Regions from separate parts of the Homo sapiens genome. Here region 2 is linked to region 1. Evidence: read pairs that join two places in POLR2A ChIA-PET (ENCODE). Cell type or tissue: A673. All regions are shown on one strand. Region 1 overlaps ABTB3 (ankyrin repeat and BTB domain containing 3). Region 2 overlaps ABTB3 (ankyrin repeat and BTB domain containing 3).

The links. Peaks named below come from ENCODE experiments on the same cell type or tissue, not always from the same donor. Only the 100,000 strongest peaks of a DNase experiment are listed, where the experiment ranks them.
Region 2: POLR2A ChIA-PET joins it to region 1 with 12 read pairs; 2 of 35 experiments call an interaction of 5 or more read pairs at or near these places.

The regions. Positions count from the first base shown.
Region 1 is chr12:107,371,394-107,373,893 of GRCh38, forward strand. The region is part of intron 1 of ABTB3 (ankyrin repeat and BTB domain containing 3); the gene reads left to right. Among named protein-coding and RNA genes, the nearest start is that of ABTB3, 54 kb to the left of the region's middle. In A673, a CTCF peak has its summit at 1,178; DNase peaks (open chromatin) are centred at 998 and 2,068; H3K27ac peaks cover 834 bases.
Region 2 is chr12:107,507,579-107,510,078 of GRCh38, forward strand. The region is part of intron 1 of ABTB3 (ankyrin repeat and BTB domain containing 3); the gene reads left to right. Among named protein-coding and RNA genes, the nearest start is that of PWP1, 180 kb to the right of the region's middle. In A673, no CTCF peak of the experiment used is centred here; no DNase peak of the experiment used is centred here.

The DNA of each region.
Region 1 (2,500 bases):
TGCCAGGCTTCTACGAAGCTTTAGGGGAGAAGTATGGAGGTGGGTTGGGGAGGGGCACTCAGTCCAGATGCCCAGAGCTGGCCTCGTTTCAGAGCCAGTTGCCCTCTGATTTTAAGCAGTAAAGTCTGGCCTAGACTTTTGTAGTTATTCCTTTACTAGCAGAGGATTCGTTGCTTTTCCCTCTCATTTCTTAAATACTCCTGGAGTTAAGGAGGTAAATAAGTGTACGCTCAAGATAGATTATGAAATTGAGTTTTTTACTCCTCCTCCATTTCCATCCTAATAGTGCAGTATACTTGCTATATTTTTATGTTAAATGTGAAGAGGAAGGCCATAATTCACTCTTCAAGATCCATTTCCACTTATTTGATCTCCATTTCAGCTTGGATGGCAAAGATACTTGGTACTTCTGCCACTTGGGTTCTGTGATCATGGCAGACATAACTAATTAAGCACAGCACTTTTTCTCACTGAACTCAGATGGGACTTCAGGATCCTTCTCAACACAGTTCTAGGCAGCTGCTACTGATGAGAATCGGCATGTGAGATGTAAACTGTTTGCTCTCCTGTCCTGTAGGTACTCATCTGGTCTTCTTCATAGTTCTGTGTTCATTCTATTTGGTACTTTGTACCTTATATGACAAAGTATCTTCACTTCATAAAAAAGTGAAGACCTATATCTGAAAAAGTGAAGATATATTTTCTGTAAGTTGCTTGAGAGAAGAATCTGTGTTTGATTTACTTTTGCATCATCCCAATTCTGCCCTGTTGTCATCTTTAATACCTATTTGTTGGATCAATGAATGAATATATCTTCTCATTAAGGCTAAGAGGACAGTGTTGAAATTGTACTCAGGACCAGCGTTAGGTCTTGCAACTCCTTCCCCAGTGACACATGAATGAAAGCCAAGCAACAATTACAGAATACAAGCTGAGAGTACATTTAAGCCCATTTCCTGCCCCAAACCAGAACAAAGCAGGGATAGTTCATCTCATGTAAATTTCATAATACAGGAAACCACCTCCCCTGAGCCAAAATTCAATTCAACTTGGCGTCTTTCTCAGCTTGGTTCCAGCAAGTGTGTGGCACTGAGAGGTTGGATAGAGCCTGCGTCCTCAAGAAGTGTATTACCAAGGGGGGCCATAAGGTGTCCACATGACTAAATCAGCATAATAAACCCCTGACCTCCTCTACAACCATTCGCCTCTGTGCTCACTGAGCTCAGCTGCGTGGACTTCCTGCCACACCTGAAGATACACCCACCCCAGAGCCTCTATCACACCTGGCAGCCACTGCTTCACCCCCTTGCTTCCCTCCGGGCTTTTCTCAAATGTCCCGTATGTCCCTGATGACCCCATCATTCTCTTTCCTCCTTTTCTTACTTTATTTTTTGTAGCACTTTAACCAGTGGACCTGGAGATATTGACTTATTATTATCTTTGTTCATCATTTGTCTCCTGCCCTGGGAAGTGAGCTGCAGGGACATTGCCTCTTTGGTACATTGCTGTCTCCCCAGTGCCGGGAGCAGGGTTTATCAACCTCAACACCATTGGCATTTTGGCCTAGACAATTCTTTCTTGTGAGGGGCTGTCCTGTGCATGGTAGGATGTTAAGCAGCATCCCTGGCCTCTACCCAGTAGCTGCCAGTAACACCCCCTCTCCTCAAAAAGAATGCCTCCAGACATTGCTAAATGTCCCCTGAGGGAGAGGCAAAATCACCTCTGGTTGAGAACTACTGGCCTAGAACAACATTGGCACCTAGCAAACACAAATATGTGTTGGAAGAATGAATGAACTCCGCATTGGCTGGCGGTGCTCCTACTGTGTGCTGAGCACCGGTTTTCTCCCATTTACTGTTGCATCTGTGTGTGTAGATGGAGCAATTCCCATCTACACTTCCTCAAAGGCTGTTCCTAAATGTTTCAGCTGGGTGGTGCCTGTAGGAAAATATATGAGAAGATTCAGGGCCCATAAGCAGAGAAGCCATTAGCTTGAACCCACTTCCTGGGCCTCTGCCTGGGCCCAGAAAGCAAACACTCCCCTGGGGTTCGCTGCATGTATATAAAGCATCACTTTCCTTTGAGGAAGTGGGGGTGATTGTGAGGTTTAGAGATGATATCCATAAAGCATCTAAAACAGTTCCAGACACACAGTAGTAGATGCTTAATAAATGGCAGCTGTGATATTATGCAGAGGCCTTAACCTGACCCCTGCTTGCCTTTCCAGCATATTCATCCCACATCCCCATCTCCAAGCTCCTCTATCTTATAGATAAAGCAACTAAAATTGAGTCAGCTGGAGGAATGTGCCCAATGTCACACAGCCAGGAAGTGATGGAGGGGACCCTGGAGCCCAGGTGTCTGGGCTGTGGGACCCGGCACTTTCTCTTCCCTGGAGAGAGGGATGGCCCCGTAACTCAGCATCCTGCGCTTTCCCTAGCCCGGTGCCTTCCATTCATGCTCAGTAAATACTTGTGGGGGAACTGAATGCACAGCCCAG
Region 2 (2,500 bases), 140 kb after region 1:
CCTCAGCAAAGCACTTGAGCCCCTCGATGCTCCCCTCCATGATCTGGCCCCTGCCCACCTCATGGGAATTCCCTTCAACTCAGTGTGCCAGCCACGGCCAACTTCTTACAATCCCCACAATGCACCATGAGTTTTCTTGCCTCTGTGACTTGGCTTTTTCTGTTCCCTCCAGTTTGGACTTCCCTATGCCCTCCTCTTCCCCACCCCCTAGCCAGGTCACCTAATGACCATCAGCTCGTCTTTCAATCATCCTAGGTCAGCTCAACAATGAAGGCTTTCCTGACATGCCACCCAGGTGGAATATCCAATTTCTGTTTGTGCCATCAGTGTAGCATGGATGGACTTCTCTTAGAGTACCTGTAACACTCATGAACATTGTACCTATTCCACTACATTGAGAGTTTCTCAAGGGGAAGATCTATGTTTTAATTTTCATTGAAGTCCTAATCTGGCACATTATATTGAGTAGATTGATGGAAGGGTAGAAAGATGGATGGATGGATGGATGGATGGATGGATGGATGGATGGATGGAAGAGTAGATGTATAGATGAATAGATAGATGAATGGAAGTTAAGCTCCAAGAAGGAAGCTCCTTTGTTTTCTCCTGTATCTCCCATTGCTTAGCACAATGAGTAGCACATAGGAGATGCTGAAAAAAATTGTTTAGTTAATTGAAGGATGATCAGACATATGGACGGAAGTTTGGATGGACAGACGGATGGATGGATGGATTTTGATTGCAAGTATGTATGGTCACCTTGATATAGAGTAAGGTAGACATTGTCCAAAAAGCTGCCCCCTCATTATTTTACCCTGGTCCATTGCCATGATGTTAATTAAAATCTCAAAGATCATTTCTTTTTTTTTTTTTTTTTTTTTTTTTTTTTTGGAGACAGAGTCTCGCCCTGTCACCCAGGCTGGAGTGGTGCAGTGGCATGATCTCGGCTCATTGCAACCTCCACCTCCGGGGTTCAAGCAATTCTCCTGCCTCAGCCTCCTGAGTAGCTGGGACTACAGGCATGTGCCACCATGCCCGGCCAATTTTTTGTATTTTTAGTAGAGACAGAGTTTAGTAGCCAGGATGGTCTTGATCTCCTGACCTTGTGATCTGCCTGACTCGGCCTCCCAAAGTGCTGGGATTACAGGCGTGAGCCACCGTGCCCAGCCAAGATCATTACTCAAACAACTCCAGCACACAATTTCCCTGTCAGTTACACTCCATGGCTGAGTTTTATCACACCACATGGCGTTATGCCCATGAGTGTCACTACTGTTTAGGGGACAAGGGAAAGGCTTTTCAGAGAACTTTCAAAGGCCACAGTCCATGCTCCTGGGGGCTAATTGATCTCCAAAACCTGACTAACCTGTGACATTTTCATAGCTACCCAAGACTCAGCTGGAGGTCTAAAAAACCATTCCATGCCTGGAAGTTCTGAAATGGAGCCCTAGATCTTTTAGGAGGAGTTGGGGGACTGAAGCAGGTGTTCACAAGTCCTGCCAGGTCCCAGGAGCTCCTTGATACAGAGATGAGGAAACAGGGAGAATGAGTCTCTTTCCTCTTAAGCCCCTATGAGGCGGATGTCACCCAGGACTCTGTGGGAAAGTTGCAATGATAATGCAAGAAAGGCTGACCCCTGGGAGAGAAGGAGGGATGACAAAGGAGGTAACTAAAAATCTTGTTTGGATTACATGGAAAGGGAAGGTTCTTAGGCAGTCTGAAGCCAAACCACCAAAAGAATAAGATGTAGAAAACAAAGATGGAGAATTTTCAGAATTGAGTTCAAGAACGAAGCTTGAAGTACATGTGGAGATTAAGGTGGTGACTTTCTGAAAAGAACATAAAAATATTTGTGAATCATTTATTAATTCAACCATGAACACTGAGTACCACAAAGACAACAGGATTTGTTCCTGCCCTCACAGGCTTCAGGCTGGCTGGGGAGACAGACCCCCTACCCACTAGTTTACTATAAGAGAAACAGCAGCTCATAGCAGGAATGGGGTCCCACTGTGCAGCACAGCAGGGTGACCCCAAGTCAGCCTGGGAGCTTCGGGGACACTTCCCAAAGGAGCTCATCACTGGGGCCGGGACCTGCAGATGCAGATGCTTTTCCGAATTGGAGTAGGGCATGCCTCTCGCAGAGGAATGGTTTCAACAAACCAAGCCTGAATCTGTTTCCCACTGCCAAGTCTCTTAAAAGGGGTTTCCAGGCTAGTGTACAAACATTTCTTAATCTGATAATTTCCTGTCTTGTTTCCTAATAAATTTAACAGTAAAAGAAAGCCTTCTGGCATTGTCTGTGTTATTGAATTCCTAAATCTTTAGTTTCAGAGACCTTCACTTAGATTATTAGCAAACATTTATCGACTCCCTTCTCTGTGCCAGGTTGTCTCTGTCTATTATCCCATTATAGCCTCCCAGCCATGCTAGGGGGTAGATAGTATCAAACACTTTACAGAGGGAGAAATACACTCAGAGAAGCCAAGTCAAGAGCCCT